2 separate regions of the Homo sapiens genome follow, and region 2 is linked to region 1. A link is a loop called in an ENCODE intact Hi-C map of the cell type or tissue named here. Cell type or tissue: heart left ventricle. All regions are shown on one strand. Each heading gives the region's core, and the rest is flanking DNA. Links, peaks and the distances in the headings are about the cores only. Region 1 has its middle 41 kb from the start of LINC02812. Region 2 holds the start of LINC02812 (long intergenic non-protein coding RNA 2812).

Region 1 (10,525 bases), core at 2,526-10,525:
TTGCAATTAAAAATAAAACTGCACAGTAAAGAGAAATGCAATTCACAATAAACTAAGTTGTTCTTTCTCTCCCCACTCCACCTGCCTGGGCTCCACAATATTGCTACTGGATTTCAAACCATTTGCTGGCATTAGTCTGTTTAGTACAGCTCAGTTCTCCAAATAATAGGACAATTTCATATTTTTAGCTCAGGATTAATGCCCTAAGAGATAGTCACATGTCCTTTCAGTTCTTAGCTACAAACTCTACCAAGATTCGGCCACTCTAGTGTGTCTGTTTGCTTAATGTGATCTTGAATTTTGATCTTGTCACAATCTACAATGAAAGCTCAGAGGGAAAGAACCTCATTGTATTAGATCAGACTGTCATAACAAAATAGCATAGACTGGGTGGCTTAAACAACAGACATTTATTTTCTTGCATTTCAGGAGGCTGAGAGTTTGAGATCAGGGTGCCAGCATGGTTGAGTTCTGCTGAGGGCTTTCTTATGGATTGTGGACCGCCACCTTCTTGCTGTGTCCTCACTGGCAGAGCGAGAGAGTGAGAGAGAGCGAGCGAAAGAGAGCTCTGGTGTCTCTTCTCATAAGGGCGCCAATCTCACTGTGAGGGCCTTACGCTAAGGACCTCATCTAATTCTGAGAACTTCCCAAAGGCCCCGTCTCCAAATACCATCACGTTGGGAGTGAGGGCTTCAACATATGAGTGGGGAGGACGTAATTCAGTTCATACCACCCATCTACCTAAAGCAACTGGCTGGTTACTTGCACAGTGCTCATGAACAATTTTGCACTTAGGATCATACTAGTGGAAATAATTTTTCCTCTTGCATGTCTCCAAGAAAATATTTTTTCTCCAAGCAATGTCCCCTTTGGTGTGCTGGTGAGGACCGTTGAAAAGGAGTAAAGTGTGTTTAAATATCATTCATTCAAAGTAAATGGAAGGGTTAATTGCTGTTCACAGTTCTGGAACTGCTTTCTTCACCTGCAGAGCCTCTAAACTAGTAGGAGATTGCAGGGATCGCTGATGATTTCCACCTGGTTATTACTCTATTCATTCCTGCTCCTCTAACCTTTCTGTAGTTTATGGGTGAAATAGCTCTTGTAGTGAAGAAAGTCAGCAAATGCTTTTGATCATAAGTACAGATAATACACATCCCACGGACTCTGTTTTGTGGGATTTTTCTATACATGTTGACATAGCTAATCTTTGCTTCTGCAGCATGTACATAAATATTATACAAGATGACTGGCATATGGTACTGTTATGTGTCTTTTAAGAAAATCTCCAACTGAATCCAATATTTCCCATGTGGCACCTGATACACTGTGGGCGTGGGATATTTATAGAGCAGTAATAATGGTATTTGAAAACACTGTGATGTCTAAAGCCTCCATTTCCCTGAAAATTTTGTCTAGAAGGCTGCATTTCTCAGGCATAAGCTCTTGCCAGCCATTCACGGTGATTACGGGAAGGTTAAGCATTGTTGGGACTCACAAAACAGCTGTGTTAAGCATTACTACCTCTGAACGCTTCAGGAGGAAAGCCACATTCTCCTGTGGAAGGAAATAGTTGCAGGTAAGGACTTATCGCCTAACCTGGCCTTCTAATGCTAGTCTTTTGCCCTTCAATAGAATTAGGTTTTCTGAGCATTTCTCCTTAATGACCTTAGTCGTGCCTCAGGCTACATATGGCAGTTTATGAAATTGTAGAGTCAACGAATCTTAGAATCAGAGGACTTGTGACTGGGAGTTAACCTGGTTACCATTTTAACCAAGCTGTCCCCTTTTTTAAAATTTGAGACAGGGTCTCTCTCTGTCACCCAGGCTGGAGTTCAGTGGCACGATCATGACTTACTGCAGCCTAGACCTCCCAGCCTCAAGTGATCCTCCTGCTTCAGCTTCCTGAGTAGCTGGGGACTATAGGTGCGTCTCACTACATTGCCCAGGTTGGTCTCGAACTCTTGGGCTCACGCAATCTTCCTGCCTTGGCCTCCCAAAGTGTTGGGATTATAGGTGTGAGCCACCGTGCCTGGCCCATCCCTTTTTTAAAAAGTGAGGACCCCAGTGAGGACATTAGTTTGGTGACAGAGGTGGGACTGAGGTCTTTTTGTTTTTATCTTGGGGCTCACTCCATTGCACCTGGCTTGTTTCTGTAGCTAATGTAATCCAGCCCTATTCTATTTAATTTACTGTATGTTACTAAAAAGCCCACCTGAGTGATAGCTCCCACTTTTATGTGTCTACTACATGCAGGGCCTCTACCAGGTCCCATTGCATCATGTCATTTAATTTATACCAGAACCTTATGAGGTAGGCATTACCATCTCCATTTTACACATGGGGAAACTAAGGCTCAGAGAGGTTGAGTGTCTTGCCCAAAATCCATCACTAATAATTGGCCAAGTCAGGGCCTGAACCTGGGACTATCTGACCCTGCAGTCCACGCTCCTGCCATCAGAGTTGGAGACAAGATGAAGCTGGAGACAGTCCTTCTGCATGAGCAGGAAACGTTATTTTACTGGCCAGGCCAGAGGTATGGACATTGGATATACATCTTACAGCCTGAGTTCCATCACAAGTTAGCCACTGACCACTCACCAAGTGCCAGGCTTAGGGGACCCAGAGGTGAATGGGGCACAGCTCCTGACTTGGAGGAACACTCTGGCTATGTGGAAGACAGATGTGTAAACAGATGACAATAGCACCTTGTGATCCAGGCTAGACAGAAGAATTGTCAGGGGCTATATAACCTTAACCCTAGAGGCTGGGGATAGCCCCAGGAGGTGCTGATGCATGAGCCGGGTCTGGAAGGATGGAGAGGAGTGGGTCAGCTGAAGAGGGGGCTTGGAGGGGAGGAAGGTCTTCCAGGCAGAGGAACCTGCATGTTTCATGGCAGAGAATTAGGAGAGGGCCGAGGGAAGCTGGAGGGGTGAGAGTGGGGAGGACCTAAGTCAGAGTGGTCATGGAGACCAGATGACAGAGGGCCATGGGTGTACTGCTAAAGTCAGGGGCAGACCCCACTCAGGAGGCTAGGGGAGTCCTGAGGGTCTTGGGTAAGGATGATTGTCTGACCTTGGACAGATATGCAATCCAGCCTAGAGGGAGGACTGGGGGAGGAGGCCAGGCTGGGGGCAGGGTGCCTGAACCAAGGTGAGGATGGCCATGGGAAGAGAGAAGGAATCCTGTGCAGAAGAGGGAATAGACAGCCTGTGGGGAGGGAGGGGGAACCAAGGATGACTCCCAGGTCTCAAATCGGCACAGGAAGGTGGTTTGTGGTGCCAGCAGCTTAGCCTGGGAACACAGCGGAGAAACAGCTGAGCAGTGGTAGAGATTCCCCAGGGAAGGCTAGAGAGGATGAGGATGGGGAGACTGAGGCTGGACCCCCTGCCAGTGCCTGGCAGGAAAGGTGATATAGTTTGGAAATCCGTCCCCTCCAAATCTCCTGTGGAAATTTGATGCCCAGTATTGGAGGTGGGGCCTGGCGGCAGGAGTTTGGGTTATCGGAGTGGATCCCTCTTGAATCGCTTTGCAGTGTCCTTGCTGTAATGAATGAGTGCTCGCTGTATGAGTTTACCTGGAGGTCTGGTTGTTTAAAAGATCCCTTCTCTGTTTCCTTCTCTCTAACCAGGTGATACCTGCTCCCTTCACCTTCTGCTGTGAGTGGAAGCTCCCTGAAGCTCTCACCAGAAGCAGATGCTGGCACCATGCTTCTTGTACAGTTTGAGGAACCATGAGTTAAATAAACCTCTTTTCTTTATAAATCACCCAGCCTTGACTATTCCTTCATAGAAATGGAAGCAGACTAAGACAGAGGGAGATAGAGATGGTGTAGGTGCAGAAGAGAAGCTGGGAGAGCAAGGTGGGGAGGAGGAATGCATCTCTGTAGTCCCCATGGAGTGAGGGCCAAAGTCACTTGCTGAGGGGAGTGGGCAGGGGTTTGAGAGGGGAGTGAGGGTTGAATGGAGGTTGGGTGGAACAGGGAGATGACAGTTCTGAACAGTCTGGCAGTGCTGAGAACCCAGTGGCACTCAGTAGCCTGGGTAGGCATGGAGAAGGTGAGGCCATCAGACTGTCCCTGGGTAGGGTTTGCTGGGTGGGTGAGAGGCAAAACTGGGGCAGTGTCGGGGCGGAGTCTGGGCCCATGAGGAAAGGAGGGTGGGAGGCAGGACAGACTCACAGGCTATAAATTTTGCAGAATCTGAAGAAAGTCACAAATGAGACTCATCCCTTAAGTCTCCAGACAGTAACTATGGTGCCAGGATGACTCAGGCCCAATCTTTTTGGGGCTTCCCAGTCAACAGTAGCCTGACCCTAAAAGAGCTGCTCTAAGCATGGGCCCTGTACAGGGAACTGTGGAACAGTGGGCCTGTGAGGCAAGGTCCCTGGCCTGCACTACCCACCTGCCTTCCCGGGCAAGGCTGATGTGCTGCTGAGAGCTAGGTGACCCTATGAGGGGGCTAAGGGACCCCACTAGGGAGCTAGGTGACCCCAAAAGGGGGCCAGGGTACCCCACGAGGGAGCTAGTGGACCCCATGAGGGGGCTAAGGGACCCCACAAGGGGGCTAGGTGACCCCACGAGGGAGCTAGGCGACCCCATGGGGGAGCTAGGGGACCCCACAAGGGGGCTAGGTGACCCCATGAGGGGGCTAGGGGACCCCACGAGGGGGCTAGGTGGCCCCACGAGGGAGCTAGGGGACCCCACGAGGGAGCTAGGGAACCCCACGAGGGGGCTAAGGGACCCCATGAGGGAGCTAGGGGACCTCATGAGGGGGCTAGGTGAGCCCATGAGGAAGCTAGGGGACCCCAAACAGGGGGCTAGGGAATACCCTGAGGGAGCTAGGGGACCTCATGAGGGGGCTAAGGGACCCCACGAGGGAGCTAGGGGACCTCATGAGGGGGCTAGGGAATCCCCTGAGGGAGCTAGGGAACCCCACGAGGGGGCTAAAGGACCCCACGAGGGAGCTAGGGGACCTCATGAGGGGGCTAGGTGACCCCATGAGGGAGCTAGGGGACCCCAAACAGGGGGCTAGGGAATCCCCTGAGGGAGCTAGGGGACCTCATGAGAGGGCTAAGGGACCCCACGAGGGAGCTAGGGGACCTCATGAGGGGGCTAGGGAATCCCCTGAGGGAGCTAGGGTACCCCATGCAGGGGGCTATGGGACTCCACACAGGGGGCTAGGAGACCCCACAAGGGGGCTAGAGGACCCCACGAGAGGGCTACGTGACCCTATGAGGGGACTAGGGGACCCCACGAGGAGGCTAGGTGACCCCAGGAGTGGACTAGGTAACCCCAAGATGGGGCATAGGCTCTGCTGCAGGTCCCAGCTGGGAGTTTGAAGGCCGCTGGAGAGCTCACCTAAAGGAGAAATCCCCGTGCATTTGGGAGTCGGGGAAGGCCCCTCTCCCTAGTGACTTGTCTCTGTTTCTGATCTCTGTAGTCTCTGAAATGCCACATGGCTGGTCTTTTTAAAGATCCTGCCAACAAACAGAATCTAGTAAGGAGGACACCTGGAGCGTGCTGGCTGCCATGTCTGGTGCTCCCATGTGCTGCTTCTGTGCTGCATAATCACCTCTAAAGGTGAGCGCTGCCCTTCTCACCAGGCTGGGGAGAGGCTAGGGAGCTTGCCTGAGTGGCCGTGCTGGAATCTGAACCCACAACTGTCTGACCCTAGATCTGTGTTTGCCGAACAGGGAGACGCAGGGACCCCAGGAGACTCTCATAAGTCCTGTCGGGGCAGAAAAACACTGCTGCAGTTGGGCCACAGAGGTTTCAATGCAGGCACCAGATGCGTAACTCAGCCCTGATGTACCAGGTGTTAGGCTGGTTGGGCTTGGGGCCAGCACATGTAGCTACCCTCAAGGAACTTCCAGCATGAGAGGCAACCTCAGAGAAGTTTTCAGGAAACTGCTTTTATGGGGTTTAGACCCTTGGGAGAGGTGGCCCCCTAAACAACCTTCCAGTCGCTGGTAGAATGCTGCTTTTGTGCAGAAACATGCCCCAGGCAGATGCTCCGCTCTGTGACAGCATCTCTGCTGTTTGGCCATGCACACATCTGCCCACCCACTCTGCCGCTGACAACAGGATATGACAGATCTATGCTGGAGGGAATGTGAGACCGACAGGTCCCGGAGGAGACGAGGCACTCACGGTGGGGGCTGCTCCGCTCCTCCCGCTGGCCCCCTAGTGCTGCAGCTTGGGGACTTCCATCTGTGGCCGGCCGTGTCACTCCTTTCTAACCCAGCCTGGCAGGTGCTTTTGCTGAGGGGCTGTAGGATGAGGGTCTGTGTGCAATGCTGATTCATTTTTGTGGCAGGAGATTGATGAGATGTTTGAGGGTGACTGGACGCACTCCCTGGCTGCCTTCAGGAAAGGATCAAGCTGGTGGGAATGAATTCAATCGCTCCGACTTAGCAAAAGGTGTCTTGAGGCCTTTCCCTTCCTTTTTGCATCACTACTGGAGTCTTAAATCCTAAATTACTTTTCATTCGAAACAGATTTATTTTTAAAGTATTGGCCCATTGTCATTTCAAAAACTTTATTCACCATTGCATTTAAGGAGTTTGCCAGCTTCCTTCCAGCCGCAACTTTGGACTGCAGAAGATCTAGTGTGTTGCAAACCACCAGTTTTTGTTTTTAGAAGGACGGGTTTAATGTTCAGACTTTATCTAATTATGGATAATTATGATGTCTTGCTGAGAATTCACAGTGGGATATGGGCTCTGCAGAATAAGACAAACTGACTAACACGGTTCCCGCCTGGTCGATTTTGAGTCTAAATAGTCACATTTAGATTTCAGTAATGGCGTGGAACATGAAGAATTCTCTCACGCTGCGTGTGTGTGTGTGTGGCTGGTGGGGGAGAGCAGGGAGGAGTGTCACTAAAATGAAGGCTAAGCAAAAAAGTCCTTTCCTAGGCTGGCTGGTGGGCTTGGGGCCAGCACATGTAGCTACCCTCAAGGAACTTCCAGCATTAGAGGCAACCTTAGAGAAGTTTTCAGGAAACTGCTTTTATGGGGTTTAGACCCTTGGGAGAGGTGGCCCCCTAAACAACCTTCCAGTCGCTGGTAGAATGCTGCTTTTGTGCAGAAACATGCCCCAGGCAGATGCTCCGCTCTGTAACAGCATCTCTGCCATCTGGCCATGCACACAAAAAAGTGGAGGTAATCAATAATCTAAAAGGAGGTAAGAAAAGGAGAAATAAATTAATGAAAGGACTTAAAAAAAAACCTGAAAATGAGGCTTTGTTCATAACATGAGCAAAAAAGAACGTAAATCCTTCAATAAATGCTGCAACCACCGGCGTCGCAGGCCCCTGACTCTCATTCCTTAATGCAGCAAATATCGATCAGGTGCCCACTGTGTGCCAGATTCCACGCATGGCAATCTTTTTAAATCAGTAAACACCCCTACATGTCCAATTCTGTTGTTGTACATGTTACAATCACTGATTGATGACACTTTAAAAAAAAAAAAAAACTACAAACCTTAGGTCTGTAAAGGTTAGTATGCTTTTTCACTGAGTGACTCAAATCCTGAAGCACGCCCTGATAGGGCAGTTACCGTGGAAGAATGTATCACTTAGAATGAACCATGGCATTTGGCATTCTGTGTGTTTCTGATGTGGGCCACACACTCTCAAGAACCAGGGTGAAATACAAGAGGGACCCTGCCCAGACATAGGGGGTGAGAGGGCCAGGGCTGTGACTGGGAGCAAGTAAGATCCTGGATGGTGGAGATGGGTCAGGGAGTCAGTGGGCCTAGACTCAAGCCAAAACAGGGCACGCAAGCAGGGCAAGAGTTAGCAGCAGAGACACAGATGACCTGGAGATAAGGGCAGCCCCATTTAGGTCAGGTTTACAAGCAGCTTCCAGAGCCTCTGTAGGCAACAGATGGACCTCTGTTCAAACCCCAAGGTGAAGCTTGGCTCACAGCTCTGCCATTTCCCAGCCGTGTGACCTTGGGCTTGTTACTCAGTTTCTCTGTGCCGCAGTTTCTCATCTGTAAAAACAGCCATTTCTTCTCGGCCTGTTGTGAGGACTCAATGAGTTATACCATTTAAAGGATGGCAAAGCAGTCAGTAAATGTTAGGCATGGTGATTCAGAGGAGTGAAGTGGGCATTTTTCATCTCTTAACTTACCCAGCATCCAAATGTCTTTCCCTCTGTGGGGGTCCCTGTGGGAGGCAGGGCTTACCCTGCATGAAGGAGGCAGAAGGTGGGCCTGGGGGAGGCTTAGGACTTTGATCCTGAGGGAGCGAGACAAAGGTGCCGGGACCCTTCTTGGAGATGCCTTGCAGGGCTGGTGGCCGCATGGGGAAGGGTGGCTGACCAGTGTGGGGGATCAGTAGACTGTCCCTGTGCTAACTTGGCATAACCGCCCTGGCTCCTGCCCGCTGCTCTTCCAATAAATCCCGTTTCTGCTGCATCACCAGAGGCTGCCCTGTGGAATGCAACCAAGAGCTCCAAGAAGAGCCATGCTCAACACTGCTGTCCAATACCACTGCCCTCTGGAATGCCCTCAGACCAGCGAGAAGGGTCAGCTCAGAAGACAGGCCTAAATTCCCCCACAGAATGGAGAATGGCCCCAGACCCTGCAGAAAGACCCCAAGGCAGAAATCCCACACAGGGAGCTCCTTGTCCATGGACAGTCCGGCCACTGGGAAGGGCCAGAGCATCTGACAGATCTTAGGAGAGCGAGACCAGGAGAAGCCACACACAACACCTCTGAACTTGGAGATGGCAGGGGGCTGGCAGTCCAGGGGGCAGGGGAGGTGGCCTGGAACCTAAGGCATGGTCTTTTTGGTTTCTAATCCTCGATTACTGTTTTTCTGCCAACTGCTTTCCTTGCAGGGAGCAGGAGATTTTTCTTCAAGTGGGGCCAGGGTGTGTTTATCAGCTTGTTACAAATTACATGGTAAACACTGAACCCCTGGTTAAGGCAGCCACTGAGTCTCTTTGTTAGATTAATAAGATTACAACAATCTGGGCAGACTTTCAAGTGTTTATTTTCAAAACCTCACTTAGAGGGTGGTAGTCACATAGTCCCAGGCCCGCCTGCATTCCGGGTAGTTGGGTAGAGCTCCTTTCTGTTCCAAGTGCTTATTTCTCCACATGCAAGAAGAGAAAAGGTCATTAACCCCCAGCCTCTGACAGTTTATCCTCACATACCCTATTGCCCATTTTCTAGTCAATAACTTAGTGTTTCTTTTAACACCTACACACTTGTCGGCCTTGTCCCACAGAGGTGTTTTCAAAGCCTAAACTTTACAGTGAGTCATTTCCTGAACACTTCAAAAGCATTTTGGTAGATGGACTGCCCTTCTTTGTAGCTAAGTGCATTGCAGCAAAATTTACCAAAAGTCAAATTCTGTAGCATCCTGTTGACTTGTATTATTGTCATATGGATGGTACAGCTCCCTGGCAAAAACAGGCCACTGCACCCCTTGGTGGCATGAGGGGTGGGTGATGGGGTACAGTGAGGCAAAGCCCGGGGTGGCAGCTGGGGATGGCTCTGCTTACTCATCTTCAGAACTGCCCATCACATGTCTCCCCTCTGGATTCTCCAGACTGCACTGTGGTGAGGGTGCTGTGAGCGTTGTGGGAGTAGAAAGATGACTCAGAACCTCTCTGCCTTCAAAGGGATTGCAGCCTGGCTGGAGCTGCAGGGTCCTCCCACCTCCTGAGCACACAGGCACCTGGAACCTTCACCCTCAGGCCCAGTCTACCTTCCTGACCTGCCACCGCCTCCCAGGTGCATCCCGCCCCACGTCCACTCTCCTTCCCCCTAACCCACAGCCCCAGAAGCTTGGATCCTCAGTCTGATGCTGCAGTTTCCTGACTCCCAAAAGCCGTCTCACCCCTCTGGCCCATATTGACTGACCAATACAGTTCCCTCCAGCTGTCATGCCCTTCCCTCCCCATCCTTCCAGATCCAAGTACAGGGCTGTTCTTCTGGAACTCATCCCTAAGCCCTTGGTTCCCCCATATCCCACAGCTCCCAACTTTTTGCAGGGTTCCGCTCCTGGGTTGAGACTTGACTGCCTCCCTGTCTGATTCCCCCATGAGGCTATGAGCTCTTTTGAGGTATTTCAAACTCAAACTCATCTTTCTAACCTCCCTGCTGAGCTTAACATGTAGCAGCTTTTGGGAATTTAGTAAATGTTAAATGAGTGAATGGATGGATTAAAAAAAATATGAATGAATGAATATGCTGATAGAGATACAAATAATAATAAACTTTATCCAAGGGCTTTTTGTTTACAAATATTTCATGCCCATCAGTATACATGATCCTCATACCTTAGAAAGGTAGTTACCATGACCTGAATTTCACACAGAGGCTAAATTATAGTAACCATAACAACTGCAACATCTGAAGACTGATGTGAATATGCTCTGCTCATCCTAGGACAACTGTGCAAGGGAGGCAGTCATCTTCCACTGTTGGGAACTAAGTTTCAAAAACTTGTCTAAAGCCTGAGCCAGGATTGGAACCCACATCTTGGGACTCTAAAGCCTTCGTTTA
Region 2 (16,379 bases), core at 1-8,000, 53 kb before region 1:
CATCCAGGTTGTTCTGTGAAGCAACAGTTTGCTCCTTTTGATTGCTCCACGATGTTTCATTACATGCATAATCCAGTCTCTTTAGCCAGTTTCCTACCAATAGACACATGGACCGTTTCCAGTTTTGGACAACTATGAATAAAGCCGTTATGAACATTCTTATACAAATCTTTTTGTGAACGTATTTTTTCATTTCTCTTGGTGTAACTGCTATTTTTTTCATTTCTCTTGGTGGAGGGTAGGTGTTAACACAGCACTTTTGTCTCTTTATTTCTTCCCAATACTTATACCCCTATTTTTTGTGAAATTATAGAGGCTAATATCTCCAAAGTAATGTCACATAAGAAACTATCAGACTTAAAAAAAATGGTTGTACCATTTTCTATTCCTGCCAACAGTATATAAGAATTCCAACTGATCTACAGCATTTGCTATATTTGTGGGGTTGTCAATCTTTTCAATTTTAACTATTCTGGTGGTTGGGTGGTTGTATCTTATTGTGGTTTAATTTGTATTTACATGATGACTAATGGTGTTGAGCATTTCTTCATTTGCCTATTGGCCATTTGCATAACTTTTGTGAAGTGTCCATGAAAATCTTTGGCCTAACTTAAAAATTAGGTTGTTTATCTTTTTAATTATTGAGTTGTAGGAGTACTTGATATATCCTGGATACCAGTCCTTTGTCTCACACACACACACACACAGACATACACGTATTTATGTTTTGTGAATATTTTCTACCAATCTGTAACTCACCTATTCATTCTCTCTCTCTCACACACACACACGCACACTATTTTTTTTTTTTTTTTTTTTTGAGATAGGGTCACCCAGGCTGGAGTGCAGTGGTGTAATCATGGTTCACTGCAGCTTTGACCTCCTGGGCTTAAGCAATCTTCCCACCTCAGCCTCCAGAGTAGCTGAGACCACCAACACATGCCACCACATCCTGCTAATTTTTTTTTTTTTTTTTGTAGAGATGGGGGTCTCACTATGTTGCTTAGGTTGGTCTTGCACTCCCGGGCTCAAGCGATAATACCGCTTTTGCATCCCAAAGTCATTTTTTCAATGATGTCTTTTGATGGCAGAAGTGTCTAATTTCAAAATTTATAAATTGTTTTCTTTTATGGTTATTTTATGTCCTGACTTCTAAGAAATCTTTGCTTACCTCAGCGTCCCAAAAACATTCTATTTTTTACCTAGAAATTTTATGATTATGGCTTTTTCATTTATTTCTACGATCCATATAAATTAATGTTTGTGTTTGGAGTGAGATAAGGACTTTAACATTTTCCCATGTCGATATACAGTTGTTCCAACACCATTTGTTCAAAAAGAAGTTCCTTCCCCGGTAAATTGTTTTGGTCCTTTGGTTGAAACTCAACCATATACATGAGATCTATTTCTGAATTTTACGTTCTGTTCCTTTGTTCTATTTGCATATGCTTACATTGATATCACATTGTCTTGATTACTGTAGCTTTATAGTAAGTCGTTAAGTCAGGCAGTGTTCTTCAAACTTGTTCTTCATTTTCAAGATTGTTTTAGCTATTCTGGATGCTTAAATTCTCACGTAAATTTTCAGATCAACTTGTCTACTTCTTTAAAAGGGCCTACTCTTACTATAATAGGGATTGTGTTGAATCGATAGGTCATTTTGGGGAGAATGGACATCTTAACCATATCAAGTCTTCTCTTAGCCATATTTTTAGACACGTTTACATATATTTTATTTGCTGTTTCTAGTATTTGATATTTTCTGATGACAATGTAAATGATATTTTAAAATTTCAATTGTTTTTTTCTAGTATATAGAAATAAAATTGATTTTTATAAACTCACCTCATATCCTGCAAACTTGCTAAATTTATTTACTAGTTCTAGGAATTCTTCATAAATTCCACAGTTTTCTGATTGAACAATATATCATCTGCAAATTCCACATTTTAACTCATTCCTTTCCAACGTTTGTGTTTTTTATTTTGGTTTTTTTGAGGCAGGGTCTCGGTCTGCCACTCTCTGTCACCCAAGCTACAGTGCTGTGGCATGATCATGGCTCACTGTAACCTCAACCTCCTTGGCTCAAGTGATCCTCCCCCCTCAGCCATCCGAGTAGCTAATTATCATTAGCCAGGCTACTGTGTGTGTGTGTGTGTGTGTGTGTGTGTATGTGTGTGTGTTTAGAAACAAGGTCTCACTATGTTGCCTAGGCTGGTCTTGAACTCCTGGCCTCAAGTGATCCTCCTGCCTTGGCCTCCCAAAGTGCTGGGATTACAGGTGTGAGCCACCATGCTTGGCCCCTTTTATTTATCTTACTTTAATGCACTAAAACTTCCAACTCAACGTCAAATACACATTCTTGCCTCATTGCTGAACTTAGGAAAAAAAGATTAAATGTTTCACCATTAAGCATGATGTTAGCTGTAGATGGCCTTTATCAGTTCGAGTAATTTACTATCTACTTCTAGTTTGCTGACAGTTTTTTTATAATGAATAGATTTAGAATTTTGCCAAATGATTTTTCTGCACCTATAGAAATAATCACGTGAATTTTCTCCTTTATTTTGTTAATATGGTGAATTACATTCATTTCTGAATGTTAAACTAATCTTGCACTTCTGGAACGAATCTCACTTGGTTATGATGTATTATTCCTTTAATATATTGCAGGATTCAATTTACTAATATTTTGTTACAAGTTTTCACATCTCTATTCATGAGGAATATTTGTCTGCACTTCCTTTTCTTGTAGTATCTTTACTGGGTTTTGATATCAGGATTATACTGGTCTCCTAAAATGAGTTAGGAAGTGTTCATATTATTTTCTCTATAAATGACAAAAACTGGCATTTATTGCTGATTTTTAAAAGCTCTATTTTCTGAAATAGTTTGTGTAGAATTAGTATTATTTCTTCCTTCCTTAAAAGTTTAATAGAATTCACCAGCAAAGACCATCTGGACCTGGAGTTTTCTTTGTGGGAAGGGTTTTTATTGTAAATTTTGTTTCTTTAGTAGATATAGGACTATTTGGGTTCTCTATTTCTTCTTTTGTCAGTTTTGCTAGAGTTGCATTTTTAAGGAATTGTCCATTTCATCTAAGTTGTCAAAATTTGCATAAAATTATCTATAATGTTCCCCAGCTATCCTTGAATGTTTTTCATGTGACCTTTAGAATCTGTCAATTTTCCCATGACAAAAAGTGCTTCAACTCAATTCTTCTATTTCTTAAGCAACCAGATAGACTACATATCCTAGCCTTTCTTGTAATTAAATGTGGTCATATGATTGATTGAATTCTAGCCAATGGAATGTGAGTGGAAGTGATGTGTATCACTTCTAGGACTGGCCTTAAAAACCTTCAATGTTTGGTCATTCATGTTCCTCTACCAGCTGGAGGCAGATGAGCACAGTCACCTTGGAAACCATGTGTTGAAAACAAGAGAGACACAGGATTAAAGAAATCTGAATAGGAGAGGGGAAGTAAAGAGAGAAAGGGAGGGAGAGAAAGAAACAGAGAGAGAAAAACCTGCCAATCAGGAATATCTATTTTGAACTTCACATAAGCTAAAATTAAATATCTACCATATTCTAGCCATTATATATTGAGGAAGAACTCTATTTTCATTTTTATTGGAATCATTCTAAATGTATACATTAATTTAGGGAACTGATTTTGTTAAAATACTATCTTCCTTTCCAAAATAGGACACCTCTTTCTATTTATTCTTATTGTGTTTTAGGTGTCCAGTAACATTAAAATTTTTTTATATAGATCTTGCATGTTTCCTATTAAATGTGTTGCAAGATATTTTATAATTTTTGCTACTTTTATAGATGGAATCTTTATCTTTTCTAACTCATTGTCATATAAGAAAGTTATTAATTTTTATATTTTAATTTTTACCCATTTATCACACCAAATCATCTTATTTGTAATAGTTTTTTAAGGTTTTTCAAGTGTATAATCATATCATATGCAAATAACACAGCACTTTTGTCTCTTTATTTCTTTCCAATACTTATACCTCTCTTTTTTGTGAAATTATAGTGGCTGATATCTCCAAAGTAATGTCAACTAAGGCTGGTGAAAGGGGACATCCTTGTCCTGCTCACAAATTTGTTGGGAATCCTTCAAATTTTTCATCATTATGCAAATGGATGGCATTTGCTTTGATATTGTCTCATTAAGGAAATATCCACCTATTTCTATTTTATCAAGAAGTTTTTAAAAATCAGGAATGGATGTTGAATTTTATCAAATGCCTTTTTGATATCTATAGGGAAAATAACATGATTTTCCCCTCTTTTGATGTACTATATTTACATGACATTTATATTAATATTACATTATTGATTGTAATGTAATGTAATGTAATGTAAAATCAACTAAATTAGTTGATTTTCTAAAATTGAACCATCCTTGCATTTCTGGTATAAACTCCAAAGGTTTGTTACAACAGTAAGCTATTTCCTTAATATGTGTCTGTATTTTAAAGTATATTCCTAAAACTATTTCTTTACTTAGGATAGTTGCAACCTCAATGTTAATGTGAGCTGACTTATTGTGTTCTATTCTGTGCTTTCTTGCATTTTGCTATCAATGTTAAATGGCATTCATGAAAAATAACTGGAAGCTCTTCTATGCTCTGGAACCACTTATGTAGCATTGGAGATATCTATTTCTAAAAGGCTTTGAAGAATTTACTTGTGAATCTTTAAAGTATAGTGGTTTTGGGGACTTGCAAAATGAAGATATTCTGATATTCCTTTATCATGTGTTACCTAGAATATCTCTATCAAGGGAAATTTCTCTTTATCAACTATTAGTTTACCACAAGGTAAACAACTTTGTAAACAATTTGCTTAACAATTTTCTTTGTTTATATTACACTATTTGGTCCTTTGAGATTTTCTTTCAGAAAAGGCAAATTTAATCCCATCACATACTTGTTTAGACTGGAACACCTGCAGTGACTATGCCTCATGGTAAACTAATAGTTGAAAAAGAGAAATTTCCCTTGATAGAGATATTTTAGCTAACAAATGATAAAGAAATATCAGAATATCTTCATTTTGCAAGCCCTAGTTAAATAATGGGAAAATGGATCTAGTCAATGTTCTTAAATAGCAGCTAATATCACAAAATGAGGACAACCTCACATTTAATTCCTCCTGATAGAAGTTCACAATACTGTCTATGAATTACTTTTGCTATACATTCAAGCCTCTAGATCTAACTCTGGTTGCCAGGAGCCAGTCTCATGGACAAGTGTGGAGAGGTTCTCAAGCCCTTTTTTTTGCTCCTTGTGAGCCTCTCCCAGCCCGATCCCACCTTGCACAGATGAGAAAACTGAGACTTGGTAAAGAAGTCACCTGCCCACTTTTTAGCTGTGTGTCCTTGGACAGGGAATTTAGTCTCTCTGAGCTTGATGTCATATTACACACTCAAGACAAACCATAATGCCTACCCCAGTGGCCCCTGACATGTGCATGCTCACCGATGTTTGTTCCTCTTTCCAAAAAGAACAAAAAGACCCATCCTAGATCAATGCACTCAGCCTGCCACTCCCTCTATTAGCTGGGGTATAGGCTGGGGTAAGTCCTTTCCTATTGCCAGCCTCAGTGTTTCCATCTGCCAAATGAGTGTTTCTGGGAGCTTGATCATCACTGCCTTCCTCTCTTGTAACTCTGTCCTGGGACCTGGGTAGTGTAAGCACCCAAACAAGAGATGGCAGACCCTTGGGCTTCTGGGCCTGCTGTCACCCTGTGCAGTGGGGGGCTGCCTGCTGGAACGGAGATTTCTGCAGATCCTTGGACCAAGTTGGGCCAGGAATTAGTCAGCAGGACAAATTATGTGAGACAGATCCTTGATTATCTCCTTCTGCCGCCCCATGTTTGACCCCATGGCCTTCCTGCAGCTGAGCTCCTCTCTGCTTCTTGCAGCCCAGAATAGAGCCCCTTCCTGCGTATAGCTGCCCCAGAGTGTCCAGCCTGCCCCCATCCAGAGCTCCCTGGCCCAGAGGACAAAGGCCAAGGGCTTCAGCCTGGTTGCTGTCCACCCAGGGACCCCTGTCAGGACCTCTGGACTCCTAGGTCCTGTATGGAGATCCCAGACCCTCCTTGTCCAGCCCTCCTCTACCTCTTTGCTCAGGCTGTTCTGCACACCTGCAACAGGTACCCTGAAGAGAATAACGTTTGACCTTGAAAGACAGCTCATCTGTCTACCTCCTCTACCTCCTCCAGGAAGTCTCCCATGACTGCCCTACCCACAAAGACCTCTCCCTCCACTGAGTTCCCTGTGTGTCTCACTCCGTGTGTATCTCAGTGACTAGACAGTGAGGGCCATGAGGGTAGGGGCAGGACATGACTCAGCCCAAGGACCTGGGAGGCAGTTTGGGCCAGAACTAGGTTTAAATTGCACATCAGCCATCTTTAAGCATTTTGACCTCTCTGAGCTGTAGTTTCTCATCTGTACAATGGGAATAATGTCAATTATCTGTTCCAGAAGTACAACTCCTTCTGTCTGGAAGGACAGGAACCAACACTTATCAGCAAAGATGTGGGCCCAGAGTCCAGAGCCCAGAGCCCAGAACCTGGCCCCGGATATTAATCTACTAATTCTCACCCTGTCACAGAGCTTTACAGCTGCTCTCTGCGGAATCCCCTTATCGCCTTAATCTGCCTTAGACCTCACTTTTTTTCCAATAAAGGGAGGGGCCATCCCATCCTGGAGTGGGTGTAGGGTCCAGCCCCACAGGGTTGGTGGGTCTCTCCCTGTGTGTGGCGATGAGAGAGTGTAGAAATAAAGACACAAGACAGAGATAAAGAAAAGACAGCTGGGCCCCGGGGACCACTACCACCAATGCGCGGAGACCGGTAGTGGCCCCGAATGTCTGGCTGCACTGTTATTTATTGGATACAAAGCAAAAGGGGCAGGGTAAAGAGTGTGAGTCATCTCCAATGATAGGTAAGGTCACGTGGGTCACATGTCCACTGGACAGGGGGCTGGCCCTTCCCTGCCTGGTAGCCGAGGCAGAGAGAGAGAGGAGACAAAGAGAAAGACAGCTTACGCCATTATTTCTGCATATCAGAGACTTTTAGTACTTTCACTAATTTACTACTGCTATCTAGAAGGCAGAGCCAGGTGTACAGGATGGAACATGAAGGTGGACTAGGAGCGTGACCACTGAAGCACAGCATCCCAGGGAGACGGTTAGGCCTCTAGATAACTGCGGGCGAGCCTGACTAATGTCAGGCCCTCTACAAGAGGTGGAGGAGCAGAGTCTTCTCTAAACTCCCCTGGGGAAAGGGAGACTCCCTTTCCCGGTCTGCTAAGTAGCGGGTGTTGTTCCATGACACTTTTCGCTACTGCTAGACCACGGTCCGCCTGGCAATGGGCGTCTTCCCAGACGCTGGCGTCACCGCTAGACCAAGGAGCCCTTCTGGTGGCCCTGTCTGGGCATAACAGAAGGCTCGCACTCTTGTCTTCTGGTCACTTCTCACTGTGTCCCCTCAGCTCCTATCTCCGTATGGCCTGGTTTTTCCTAGGTTATGATTATAGAGCGAGGATTATTATAATATTGGAATAAAGAGTAATTGCTACAAACTAATGATTAATGATATTCATATATAATCATATCTAAGATCTATATCTGGTATAACTATTCTTGTTTTATATTTTATTATACTGGAACAGCTCGTGTCCTCGGTCTCTTGCCTTGGCGCCTGGGTGGCTTGCCGCCCACACGTGGGGAACCAGAGAATGGGAAGGCCTGGCTGTGGGTCCTGATTGGACCTGGGTGAACCCAGAAGGAAGTGCTGAGTCTGGGAGCTTCCCCTGGCTGTGCGCAGGGAGTCAGAGTGGGAGGGGCTTCCAAGCTGCCCTAAATGTCCTAGCCAGAAGACATACACTCTGTCACTCACAAAATACCCACAGGCCTGTGCCAGGTGCTGCAGACTCTGGGGGAGTCCCTCAGGAAGCCCACAGACTGCTAGAGATGATGCCTCCCAGTGCCATCTAGGGACACCCAGGGTCTGTAGGACACCCAGGAGCCCCTGGCCTAACCTGGAGCCTAGGAGGGCTTTTCTTCCAGGGCAGATGGGGTGCTGGGTTCTAGGGGGTGACTGGGGCCATGGGGTGGAGGAAGGAGGAGGCCAGCACTAAGCGGCACTGAGGGCGAGGCCGGCTGCCAGGGCCTGCGATCTGTGCAACTGCACAAGACTCTGCATTCGGAAGGGTTTAATGCTCTGCAGGCATCATCCTGAAATGCTTGATAATTTTTTAACAAGGAGCGCTACATTTTCATTTTACACTGGATCTCATAAATTATGTACCAGCGTTGTAGGGAGTGGGGGTGAGCCTGTCACCAAAGGGGGCTGGGAAAATAGCCTCCCACAAAGAAAGGGCAGAATTCGAGGTCAGGAGTAAGTCCTTGACAAATGCGTATGACCCTAGACAAGTCCCTTTCCTCACACAGGCTGCTTCCCCTTAGGATCAGTGAGGGGCAATCAGGTGGAGAGATTTAAAAGCATTAGAATGGGATAGGGAAGGGAAGAGTAGGCAAATTCAGCACAGAGGTGGTTCCTGGCCCCTTTTCTGCTCCACCCCATTGTCCCGTCCCTCCTGGGCCCTCCTGGGAGCTAATCTGATTATAGAATCCTGTGGAATGTGCTGATGGTGCCAATGGGTTCCTTGTTCTCCCTGCAAACACCCTATTTACATTGTTCTGGGGTCTTCATTCCTCTGAGGAGCTGGTCGCCATCCTGGAGGAACTCCAGTCCCCTACAGGGTGGTGGGACTGTGCCCCCTCCCACTGCCTCCCTCACAGCTGACCCTTTCATAGAAAATCAAGCTCTTTCAAGATCTGCTCCTGCCTGGGTATAATGCTGTGGCCCAAGGCCCTCCAGTCCCGAGGCTAGTCCCTGTAAGCTTTGATAAGACACCCCCTCCATTCTCCTTCACCCAGCCTGAGACCCTGTGTCCCTAGGCTGCCTTACAGGGCCAGATCACACACCCACGAGTCCGTGGGTCCCAGAGCAGTGACCCTGACAACTCTGAAGAACTGGGGGAGGCCCAGCGCCTCTGATGTGTGCCCCCAACAAAAGCCATCTAGGGCCCATTTTACACTCAGACAGAGGCCTGTGTGCCTGAGCGGGGTGGGTGAACTCAAAGGGTCACCGTAGTTAAAGGGTCTGGCATGGGAAACTAGGCCTTTTGGGATCCAAGCTGCAGCCCAATATCTCAACCCCACCACCACCAACAGATTGCGGGGCTGTGTGTGAAGCAGGTAGCCCACTCCACCTGAAATAGACCCCAGTGGTACTCTCACCCTCCCGCAAACCTGCTTCTCCTCTGTCCCCACCTCCAAGGGACCCTTCATCCCTCAGGCACCCAAGCCAGGAATCTGGATATCAACCTAGACCCCTCCCTCTGGGTACTGAGTCCCCTCTACTCTTCCCTACCTGGCTGTCACCCAGGAGGCTGCTTTGCATGGGCAAGTTCTGTGGTTTCCAGTTGGGTTTGGCCAACGGGAGGTACCATCTCCAACAGGAGATGGGGAAGCAGGAGTGAGGTTGGGGTGTCTGCTCCAGGCCCCCTACTTCCAGGCCATGGGTAGGCTGGTCCCTCCTGTCAAGCACCTTCTCCCACAGCCACCCTGTCTGGTTCCGGCGGCCTTGCCCTCCCTCTGCCTGGGGGTGGTGACATCTCCCACATGTGGCCAGCCCAGGTGCTGCACCATCCCTTGTTAGTTTCCCTTAACATGTCCCGGCTTTAGTCACAAGTACCTTGGTTACTCTTCTCCATTCCCCATCTGGAGTGCACCATCTGCTTCCTGCCAGGGCCCTGTGGGAAACACCCTCTGCCCCCACCCCATTCCCACCAAGAAATACCCAGTCCTCTCGATTCTGCTTCCTAAGTAACTCCCCAACCCACCTTCTTCTCCTGTGTCCCAGGTGCCATATAAACACCCTGGATGCTCCTAATGGGTCTCTCCACTCCACCCTGGATCCCCCACCTCACCCTTCACAAGCACCCACGGGAGGTTTCTTCAAATGCAAAACTTCAAAGAAATATTTTTAATATTAAAGACATTTTATCATGAAAGCAATACTTGCTTATTGTGCAAAATGTCAAACACTACAGAGAGGTATAAAATGAGAAGTAGAAATGCCCTCCTCCCCAGTCCCCACCCTTACTCCCAGGGTCCCTTTCCGTAGAGCCGCCAAGTTCTGGTTCCTTGTGGGTCCCGCTATGCACCTTCCATCCATATGTGCACATACCAATGTGCAGCTCTTTTTATTCATGTAGTGGATTCGGATCACACATATAATATGCCTGTGACGACTTTTGCACTTGTAACCTATCTTGGAGAACTTCACATGTCCACACTTGTAGATTTAACTCCTCTTTGATGGCTACTTAGTATTTCATGATACAGATCTCCCAGTTTTCCCATCCATTGCCCTATAAATGACCATTCGGTTCTTTTCACAGTTTAGTTGGCTACCAACAGTGCCACCACTGGAATTCTGTCCAGGTATCGCTCTGCCTGTGGGTGGACATTTCTGCAGGATTGACTTGCTGGGTCAAAGGGTATATGCATGTAACATTTGAAGGATGTGTCAAATTGTCCCCCTAAAACACTGCTCCAAACTACACTTGCACCAACAGAATATAAGGGTGTCTGTCTACTTCCCCACATTTTGTCAACACTGGGTTTTAAGAAGATAATCTTACCATGCAAATTTCCTGCTTAAAACCCCTCACACCTCAAGGAGTTGGAGCATAGTGGGTGGGTACAGTGGCTCACACCTGTAATCCCAGCACTGTGGGAGGCCCAGGCGGGCGGATCACGAGGTCAAGAGATCGAGACCATCCTGGTCAACATAGTGAAACCTCATCTCTACTAAAAATACAAAAATTAGCTGGGCGTGGTGGGAGGCACCTATAGTCCCCGCTCCTCAGGAGGCTGAGGCAGGAGAATCGCTTGAACCCAGGAGGCGGAGCTTGCAGTGAGCCAAGATCGCGCCATTGCACTCCAGCCTGGCGACAGAGTGAGACTCTGTCTCAAAAAAAAAAAAAAAAAAAAAAAGTTGGAGCATAACTTTCCACCCTTAAGTGTGGGCTGTGCATAGTGACCTTCTTCCAAAGAGTGCAGTGTGGAAAGGGAGGGTTACAGTGGAGAAGTCTCACTACCTCAGCCGGGTGACCGAGCTCAACGGTAACAGAGGTAAGTCATGGTGACAGGGCACACCTTTGTTATGATGGCGTAAAAATCACCCTTTGCTTCTGTGGTCTTCCTCCCCAAAACCCACAACCGCAGTCTAACTGTGAGAAAAGCGCGGGACAAATCCGAATTGAAGGACAGTCTCCTCAAAACTGTCAAGGTCATCAAAGACAAGGAAAGTCTGAGAAACTGTCACAACCAAGAGGAGCCTAGGGAGACACACCGACTGAATGCAATGTGGGGTCCTAGATGGGGTCCCGGCCCAGAAAAGGACGTTCGGGAAAACAAAGGAAATCTGAATCATCTATGGACTTCAGTTCATGACTGACATAGGTTCAGTTCATGGACTGACATAGGTTCAATAATTGTAACAAATATACCCACACTCAGGTAAGATGCTAATATTAGGGGAAACAGTATACATAAACTCTATACAAACTTGGAATTCGTTTCTGAAACTTTAAATCTGTTCTAAAATACAAAGTTAGAAGAAAAATCTCACATCAAGAGCAAGCCTCCCACAGGCACGCAGTGGCCTCTGCGACCGGGCCCTGGCCTCCTGTTGAGTTATGTCTCCCTTCTCTCCCTTCTAGGTACCTCCCATTCCTGCCATATCTGCAAGTCAAAATTTCTAGACAGCCCCATGATATTCAGTTCTCTGGGCTGTTGAAAATTATGCACACGCCGCCCCACCACCACCACCTGCCCCGTGAACACTTCCTACTCAAGAACAAACTCCAAGATAAAGGCTTCCTCTAGAGAGCTCTCCTCTTGCCTCTGACCCCAGCCCAGGCTGGCTCGGTGCCCAGTCCCTGGCACCTCCAGAACGGCTTCCCCAGCTTCTCAAGGTTGTGAAGTGGAAACTGGGTGTGGGAGCTATCTTAGTTTCCTGTGACTGCTGTATGGAATTCTCACAGAGTGGCTTCAAAAGCGGCAGAACTCTATTCTCCCAGCGTTGGAGGCCTGAAGCAGAAACAAGGCATTGGCAGGGCCGTGCTGCCTCTGGAGTCTCTGAGGGAGGCTCCCATCTTGCCTCTTCGGCTTCCTTGGCTGTAACCATGTCACTCCCATTTTTACTTCTTCTTTTTTTTTTTTTTTTGAGACAGAGTCTCACTCTGTTGCCCAGGCTGGAGTGCAGTGGTGCAATCTCGGCTCACTGCAACCTCTGCCTCCTGGGTTCAACCAATTCTCCTGCCTCAGCCTCCCGAGTAGCTGGGACTACAGGCGCCCGCCACCACACCCAGATAATTTTTGTATTTTTAGTAGAGAGGGGGTTTCACCATGTTGACCAGGATGGTCTTGATCTCTTGATCTCATGATCCGCCCACCTCAGCCTCCCAAAGTGCTGGGATTACAGACGTAAGCCACTGCGCCTGGCCCTATTTTTGCATCTTTACATCACCTTCTTCTCTAGGTGTGTGTCTCTCCTTCAGCCTCACTCCCCCCGCTTTTTTTTCTTTTTGAAACAGGGTCTTGCTCTGTTGTCCAGGCTGTAGTGCAGTGGCGCAACACTGCTCACTGCAACCTCTGCCTCCCAGACTCAAGCCATCCTCCCATTTCAGCCTCCTGAGTAGCTAGGACTATAGGCATGTGCCACCACGTCTGGCTAGTTCTTTGTGGGGTTTTTTTCTGTTTTTTTTTTTTTTTTTTGTAGAGATGGAGGGTCTCACTACGTTGCCCAGGCCAGTCTTGAACTCCTGGCCTCAAGCTATTCTCCTGCCTTGGCCTCCCAAAGTGCTGGGATGACAGGTGTGAGACACCACACCCAGCCCTGCCTTACTCTTGTAAGGACACTTGCCATTGGATTGAGGGCCCACTTGCATAATACAGGATGATCTCTTCATCTCAAAATCCCTAATGACATCTACAAAGAATTTCTTTCCAAATAAGGCAATATTTACGGGTTCTGGGGCTTAGGACATGGACCTATCCTTTTGGGGCCAGCCATCCAGCCCCCTACAGAGTCCAGTGTGGCTGGTTCCAAAGGTCCCTTCTTGGCTCGCCTTGCAGGCGGGTTCCTCTTCTCCATGGGGTGGTTGGTCCTTGCTCCACATGGAGTTGAGGGGCTTGGGGACTGGCCACTGAAGGCATGCTGCTCACAAAAGCAGTCTGTGGGCACCCTCCCAGACTCAGGATCACCGTGCTGGCTGGAACATAAATGGGCCCTGTTGCAGGCGGGGTTGTCCTGGAACAGATCTTGAGATAGACTTTGACATGGAGGATATTTACTAGAAAAGTCAACACCTGGGGAAGAGATAGGGAGGAAGCAGGATTTGGTAGAGAGAAGGTGAACAGTGACGCAGCTCCAACGGAGTTTCAGCCATCCCTGGAGCCCATGTGGCCCATCTAAATTATCCCATGGGAGGTCAAAATGTCTGCACCTTTACATCGTAGCCATGATCAGTCGCTGGTCAGCCCTTCACGAAACGAGGGCGATGATAGCTCCTAACTCCTAGGTCAGAAGGGTTAAGTGAAATGTCCTGAGCGCTGACAGCTGCCATACACAGCCACCCCTGGAGGGAGTTCTATGGTTATCTTCCCCTTACAGAGGGGAAAAGCCAGCCTCAGAGATGACAAGCAACTTCCCAAGGCCACCCAGCTAGTAATGGCAGAGCCAGGACTTAAACTGAGGTGTGCCTGATGCAGAGCTTGAGTCCCTGAGAGCTGCTGGGGGAACCCAGAAGCCCGGCAGGTGCCTGGCTCCACACCCAGCTCCCTGGCACTCACTTCCCCACACCCCATGCCCTGTGCAGCGTCCTCCCAGTCACTTCCCATCCCCATGCTCCAAGCCCCAGGGCTATCTCCCCAGGGGACCCCATCAGGGGTTGCCTGGCCTCCCTCCCTTCCCCACAACCAGTGATCCAGCCTCCCAGGACCCCTCACAATTCTCCAAGCACGGCCCTCACCTGCCTGCCCCCATGCCCTCTGTCCCCAAGTCCTTTTTCCCCATGCCCTCTTTCCCCTTGTCTTACCTTTTAAAGTGGTACACAGAGGCCTAACTGTCCCAGTCAGATGCAACCTTCTTCACGAAACCCTTTTGACTGGCACTCTCCCTCCCTTCTGTCTCCCAAAAGACTCAATGTCTATCTCAATCACAGCTGAGTTGCCTTGGGTCTGATATGAATCTGCTTCCCCCAACAAACCAAAGCTTCCGGGGAGGGGAGAAAGTACAAGTTAGGAGCTCTCACTCAGCCAGCTGCATGGCCCGAGGCTGGCTGCTTCCTCTTTTCTGAACCTTAGATTGCTTATCTGTAAAATGGAGCTAACAGAGCACATTGCCAGGCACAAAAAAGGTGCTCAGTAAATGCTGTCTCTCAGGCTTTAGCCCGGGTGCAACTTTGTATCTGCCTCCAGGGCTGCAAACACTCCCTGCCCAGCTGTCTCTTTGCTTTTAATTGTCTATTTCCTCCACACTGCCAGTCCTCAGTTTCCCTTCTGTTAAACAGGCTGTCCTAACCATTCCACGCAACGTACCGTGTGGGGACTAGAAGAGGATTAGCCCAGCAGAGGCTTTGTGGGCATGTTGCTTCCTTCTTTTGCCCTTCCAACTGCCTGCCCTTTCCATCCCAGCAATGGATGGGCTGGGAGCCAGCTGGGCCCGGGTGCCTAGGCTCACCATGTGGCATCGGCCTCAGCCATTCCTCCCAGGGCCGCAGCCACTCTTCACCCCTAGGAGAAACTGTGGGGTCCTGGCAGGGGCGGGAGGCGGCTCTAGGGACGCAGCTCTGCCCTTGACTGGGAATGACGCCAAGGCTGCTGCTGCCTGCTGACAGTCTATCCTGCTGCCCAGTCCGCTGGCGGCAGACCCTCTCTCTTCCTCCTCCCACAGTCCCACCCACAGCCTGAGCCCTGGGGTTCAGCCTGCTCAGGTCCACTCTGACGGGGCTAAGCAGAGCTCCCCAGTCCAGGAAGCCCAGACACCATCAGGCTCTGTGGCCCTGGCAAGTCCTGCCAGTGTTTAGGAGGTGACCAGAACCAGTTCTGACAACCCAAGAAGCTGGAGCACAAATACCCCTTCCTGAGCCTGCCACCTGCAGTGTGAAGGGCCCGAGCAGTGACTCTGAAGCCAGCCTTCACCACAATCAGCTGTGTCTCTGGGCAAGTTATCTAATCCTCCGTGCGTCTTTGTCTGTAAAGTGGAGTAACAGTGTCTACCCCGCAGGGCTGGTATGTGGACTAAATGAGGTAATACACAGGTGACTCTCGGGACAACAGAGCCCCTGGGAAGCACTTCATGAGGATTAGCCATTATTATTTCACCTGTGTTCTGCATGTGGAGAGGGCAGCAACTATGGTCCCCACTGGCAGTAAGGCAACTGAGGCCCAGAAAGGGCCCACAATTGTGGCTGGGCCCCACCCCTGGCCTCTTCGTTTCCTAGGCTACCGCAGCATCCACCACACCAGCTCTCTACGTCAAGGTCCTCTGGGGTTCATGAGCACCTCCTGTGTGCCGAGCGCTAGAGGGTCTGGCACCAGCCCAGACTGGACAGCTCTGAGGCCATAGGAGGAGAGCTTGGGCTTCACTGCATGCAGGTGGTTTATGGTAAAGCCACAGGCTGGGTGCAGTGGCTCACGCCTGTAATCCCAGTACTCTGGGAAACCAAGACAAGAGGATCTCTTGAGGCCAGGACTTTGAGGCCAGCCTGGGCAACATAGCAAGACCCCATCTCTATAAACAATAACAAAAAATTAGCTGGGTGTGGTGGTGCTTTCCTGTAGTCCTAGCTACTCGGGAGGCTGGGGCAGGAGTATCATTTGATCCCAGGAGAGACCAGGACATTCAGCCAAGGTCACAGAGCCGACACATGGCAGCCAGGTCTCCAACCTGCCTGGCTTGAGCCCTTTGCCCCACACTGGTTCCCAAACATAAATGTCTCAAGGACACCCAAAACACAGCCCACCAGCTGGCCACCCACTTGCCTTGGGACTTTTAGAAAGAAACCCAAGGCTCAGGTGCCTGTTCCCTACTGAGAATGCCCCTCCCACCATGACTCCTGACCTTAGGCCCTAGGCCCTGCCTTGCCCCTCATAGCCACCAGGCCACCCTGTCACCCACTTTAGTACAAGATAGAATAAGTCTTGGTATCCTCCAAGAGTGCTGCCACTACCAATGATTACAGAGGGGCAGGAACAGAATTTGGGATATTG

Evidence for each region. A loop is a pair of places that touch in the nucleus more often than their neighbours do. Peaks named below come from ENCODE experiments on the same cell type or tissue, not always from the same donor. Only the 100,000 strongest peaks of a DNase experiment are listed, where the experiment ranks them.
Region 2: it touches region 1 in a loop (7-fold over the local background); 4 of 110 quality-filtered maps call a loop at or near these places.

The regions. Positions count from the first base shown.
Region 1 is chr1:53,404,164-53,414,688 of GRCh38, forward strand. No RefSeq gene overlaps it. Among named protein-coding and RNA genes, the nearest start is that of LINC02812, 41 kb to the left of the region's middle. RefSeq lists an enhancer at 4,309-4,904. In heart left ventricle, for the core only: no CTCF peak of the experiment used is centred there; a DNase peak (open chromatin) is centred at 6,102; H3K27me3 peaks cover 3,195 bases.
Region 2 is chr1:53,353,803-53,370,181 of GRCh38, forward strand. LINC02812 (long intergenic non-protein coding RNA 2812) reads right to left here and starts at 14,347. Exons shown (of 2, transcript XR_001738058.2): 1 at 14,204-14,347; 2 at 10,052-13,475. In heart left ventricle, for the core only: no CTCF peak of the experiment used is centred there; no DNase peak of the experiment used is centred there.